Linked DNA regions of Mus musculus: region 1 is linked to region 2. Evidence: chromatin loops called from intact Hi-C (ENCODE). Cell type or tissue: heart. All regions are shown on one strand. Region 1 overlaps Il17rd (interleukin 17 receptor D). Region 2 overlaps Dnah12 (dynein, axonemal, heavy chain 12).

Region 1 (2,500 bases), 310 kb after region 2:
CCAAGTAGTTGCTGATGACCGTGACCTTCTGACCTTTCTGTGTCCCCTGTCCCAAGTGCTAGGATTTCAGCCGTGAGACACTGAGCCCTGGGTCATACGGAAAAGACAAAGCTTTGTTTATAGGTGTCAACCTTATGTTCTTTCCCAATTTAGAAAATATATATTCACATTTAGATGAAGAAAGCCCGGAGTCGTCCACATACGCTGCGGCTCTCCCCAGAGACAGGCTCCGGCCTCAGCCCAAGGTCTTCCTCTGCTACTCCAATAAAGATGGCCAGAATCACATGAACGTGGTCCAGTGTTTCGCCTATTTCCTGCAAGATTTCTGTGGCTGTGAGGTACGGAATCTGTTTGTTCTCTTACCCTGGGCAGGATGTGTACGCCGTCTTTCTCTTCCGTGTCATCTCTCCATTGCTGTCCTGGGAACCTACTTACCTAGAATCTTACTTTCCAAACCAGAGTCTGTCTTGAATTTGTCTTGTCTCTTACCAGCAGCAAAGGCTTCGCATGACACACTTATACTTGAAAGCTTTGAGCGCCTCCCACGCGATAGGATGTTCTGTGAGTGCCCTGTCATGGAACACGTGACCAGAGTGTGAGACTGTCTCAGTGGGACGTCAGGGAGAGGACACAATGAAGACAGCTTTTAGGAGTCTAGGCAGTTCCCTGAGGGAGGTTGGCTGGGATTGGGAATAGAGGCTAGGACTGCCCCTGGAAGAGATCTTGGGCACTGGGAGGAGTGTGTAACAGAGGTCTGAGGTCGATTGGTAGGAAGTCATAGAAACCAGTGAGAAGGCCTTAGCTAGAGAGAACCAGGAAGTAGGAGAGAGCGCCAGAGTTTACAGAATGTTTGGATGTCTACGCTGCTTTCTCAGCTTCCCCCTTTCCTCCTCTTCCTCCTCCTTCCTCTCTTCCTACTCTTCTTCTTCCTCCTCCTCCTTCTTTTTTTCCTTACTCTGTAGCTCTGGATATCCTAGAATTCAATTTGTAGACCAGGCTGGCCTCATAGAGATCCACTGCCTCTGCCTCCTAAGTGCTGGGATTAAAGGAGTGGGCCCCTGTGCCCAGCTTTCTTAGGTCTTCTTGAGTTAGCTATTATGTAGCTTTTCCATAAACAATGACACTTAGTCTTTACAGCGGGCTCTTAAGCTGTTGTGAAGGCATGCCCTGTTTGCCACAATTGCAAGTTATCATGTGATGTTTTTTAGTCCATTTGGCCCATTCCTTGGGTGAGACTGCCCTCTGGTGTTAATAAGCTGTATTTAAAGGCTGGTGGGATTGCCTCCTGCTGGGAAAGCGTTGAGTTCAGCAGCTGAATGGCTGCTGCAAACCCCTGCAGACTGCAGCTGTCCGGACAGCACAGGCAGAGGTGGTAGATCCCTGCCCTGTTCTTTTAGACTGCACATAGTTTTTGCTTTAAATAGCTACATCATCTATAATAGTGACTTGCTGTAGCTGCGTTAGCCCAGCTTGTAAAGCGTCTCTGTTTATCATTTCTGATGATTTCTCAAGGATAAACGCCTCACAATGGAATTGCTCAGTCAAAGATTGGAATATTCTTTTTTTTTTAAAGATTCATTTATTTATTATATGTAAGTACACTGTAGCTGTCTTCAGACAATCCAGAAGAGGGAGTCAGATTTTGTTACAGATGGTTGTGAGCTACCATGTGGTTGCTGGGATTTGAACTCTGAACCTTCGGAAGAGCAGTCGGGTGCTCTTACCCACTGAGCCATCTCACCAGCCCAGATTGGAATATTCTTAAAAGTGCTTATGTTTTATTTATTAAGATGAAATCAGCTAGTACAGGGGATTTTTTTGTTTGTTTGTTTTGTTTTGTTTTTACAGATTTGTAAAACATTCCACATATGATTTAACAAACTACACAGGTCAAAAGATTAGTAGACACACTATTTTTGTGTGGTATAGAATCCTAGGGGCCACATATTTTAAGCTACCAGTTAGCTTGAATGTACATAATGAATGGATAGTGTGGAGTTTTTACCTACACTGCTCTGTGCCCCCCGGTGGGTCGCATGCTTCCAGGAACTCTTTGATCCAAGAATGAAAGATACACACACACACACACACACACACATACACACACACACACTAGTTAACTTTGCTAGCTCAAAGGCTAGGCAGTTCTAGTCCTCTGCCTGATTATCATAGATTTCCCTCCAGTACTCCTGAGTCAATGTCCTTTAAATCTATGATCTATTTTTGCTGCCCTTTTCTTTCTGGGTGGCCCCCTAGTATTTGCTGCCCAGGGTGCTTCTGGGCAGCCCTTCTGTGGGCCGCATTCCTTCTCACCTACATTCCAGATGATTTTCCTTCTGCAGCTCTAAGTCTGATCCATCTCCCTCTGAATCCTGGCGATTCTCCTCTTTCTCCCTCGCCCTCACCCTAGCCCACACAAATCTGAGGGTCCCACTCCATTTCCCTTTACCCAGCCATTGGCCGCTGGCATCTTTATTGATCTATTAAAAAACAATTGGAG
Region 2 (2,500 bases):
TACCTAACAAGATGAATCCAGAAATGTTAGACACTTCTTTGTTGGCATATGACTAGAGAGAGTCCCAAGTCTAGAATGAAGATTGTAGAAGCAGAGAGGAAACAAAAGAGAGAGAAGTGGAGGTGGTTGAGACTATGTAACAAAATTAATTTGATGTGTGAATAGTTAATAATAATAGTCACTGATATTATTAAATTTAATTATCTCTAAGCCAAGAAGCTTGAGATAAGGTAGTTTTAATAATAGAAAAGATGAGAATTTGAGAGAAAGCATGTGATTGATAAATCCAAGTTTTGAACATATTTGATAGAAGAGGAAATATTTTAGATTAACGAAACTAAGGAGGCATCATAAACACAGGGCTAGACTAGGATTTTTTTTTCTGGCTTCCATCCATATTCATGCTTTTATATCCCAGCACATCTTTTATCTATAAACAGAACAATTCTATCTGAATTTTAAAATATTTGAAAAATATTTGCCTTTAGCTTTGCCTTATGAGTGGAGAAATCATTCAAATGTCCCCTCAAATGAGCCTCATCTTTGAAACAATGGACCTTTCACAGGCTTCGGTAAGTTCTTAATATATAATACTCGGTTTATAGTTTATTCATTTATTGAATCAAAATATTTTGTGTTCGAAGATGGGCTTAACACTGGGGATAGACAGATGGTAAGACTCAGTGTATGTTTAAAACGGATAAGCAGATGGTGCACAGTTACATGTAAGCGTCCTGAGAGCACAGAGGGGACTGGGCATCCATGGGAGCAACGGGAGGAGAAAGACCTTAGATGATGTTTGTGTTTGACCTCATTTTGCAGAAGATTCAAGACTTCTTCAAGGAAATTAGTTAGGTTTGGGCATTTCAAATCATGATTAGACGATGTCTAAACATGAATAGGTAGAAGATGGCTAAGGACCTGACTGAAAATAGTTTTCTGTATTGGGCACATGTAGTGTTTTTTTAGAGTATAAAAATGGGTGTGACCTACATACATCCTGAAAGGACTTATAGGTCAGGGACCACTCCTGGAAAAGCAATCTCTTTTGGAAATGGAAAAAGGAAATCTCTGCTTTTTCTCCAGCCAGCCACTGTGAGTCGCTGCGGCATGATTTATTTGGAACCGTCACAGTTAGGATGGGAGCCACTAGTGGCTTCATGGTTGAACTCATTGAAAGAGCCTCTAAGTGAACTAGAACATCAAAATCTGCTGAAAGAGCTCTTTGACTGGCTAGTACCACCTTCTTTAGTATTTCGGAGGAAGAAATGCAAGGTAACAGCACAGTAATTCTCTGACTGACTCCAATTTCTGAAGATTCTGTAAAACTCAATTAAATTTACAGTCACAATGCAGGAATGAATAAAGTCGGTTTTTCTTTATCTTTGTTTTATTATTTTATTTATTTATTTATTTACTATTTGTTTGTTTATTTGTTTTGGCCTCGAACTCACTATTTAATTGAAGAGGACCTTAAACTTCTGATCCTCCTGCCTCCACCTCCCAAATTCGGGATCACAAGCATCTTCCTTACAAACGCAGACTCCTTTGCTTTTATATTGCTTAAATTACAAATAACTTAAAAGCTTAAACTTACCTAGAATATTTGTATTAAACCATAGTTTCTAGACCTTTAAAAATCCTTATTTTATTTATTTACATTCCAAATATTGTTGTCCCCAACCCCAGAATTTTTCCCTCATCCTACCTCCCATTTGCCTCTGAGAGGGTGCTCCCCTCTCACACACTTCACACACACACACACACACACACACACACACACACACACCCGACATCCCCCTTCCCTAGGGCATCAAGTCTCTAACAGGATTAGCTGCATCCTCTCCCACTGAGGCCAGACAAGGCAGTCCTCTACTACTTATGTGCCAGGGGCCATGGACCAGTCAATGTATGCTCTTTGGTTGGTGGCTTAGTCTCTGGAAGCTTCCAAAGGTCCAAGTTACTTTATACTGTTGGTCTGCATATGGGGTTGCCATCTTCTTCACCTCCTTCAATCCTTACCCAAACTCTTCCATAGGGGTCCCCGATCTCACTTCAATGGTTGGCTTTTGTATTAAGATCTGATGATCTTTTTGAGTTTCCTCAGTTCCTGTTGTTATGTCTCCCTTTTCATTTCTGATTTTGTTAATTTGGATTCTGTCTCTGTACCCTTACTTTGGCTAAGGGTTTATCTATCTTGTTGATTTTCTTATAGAACCAAGTTTTGTTGATTCTTTGTATTGTTCTCTTTGTTTCTAATTGATTGATTTCAACCCTGAGTTTGGTTATTTCCTGCCTTCTACTCCTCTTTGGGTGTGTTTGCTTCTTTCTGTTCTAGAGCTTTCAGGTGTGCTGTTAAGTTACTAGAATAGGATCTCTCCAATTTCTCTATGAAGGCACTCAGAGCTGTGAGTTTTCTTCTTAACACTGCTTTCATTGTGTCCCATAAGTTTGGGTATGCTGTGCCTTCATTTTTGTTAAATTCTAGAAAATCTTTAAT

What was found. Peaks named below come from ENCODE experiments on the same cell type or tissue, not always from the same donor. Only the 100,000 strongest peaks of a DNase experiment are listed, where the experiment ranks them.
Region 1: it touches region 2 in a loop (3-fold over the local background); 7 of 42 quality-filtered maps call a loop at or near these places.

What each region holds. Positions count from the first base shown.
Region 1 is chr14:27,095,750-27,098,249 of GRCm38, forward strand. It overlaps Il17rd (interleukin 17 receptor D), which reads left to right. Exons shown (of 13, transcript NM_134437.3): 11 at 154-338. Among named protein-coding and RNA genes, the nearest start is that of Il17rd, 58 kb to the left of the region's middle. In heart, a CTCF peak has its summit at 1,247 (motif pointing left); a DNase peak (open chromatin) is centred at 1,232; H3K27ac peaks cover 541 bases.
Region 2 is chr14:26,784,772-26,787,271 of GRCm38, forward strand. Dnah12 (dynein, axonemal, heavy chain 12) reads left to right here. Exons shown (of 75, transcript NM_001370884.1): 34 at 489-572; 35 at 1,087-1,275. Among named protein-coding and RNA genes, the nearest start is that of Dnah12, 94 kb to the left of the region's middle. In heart, a CTCF peak has its summit at 1,087; no DNase peak of the experiment used is centred here.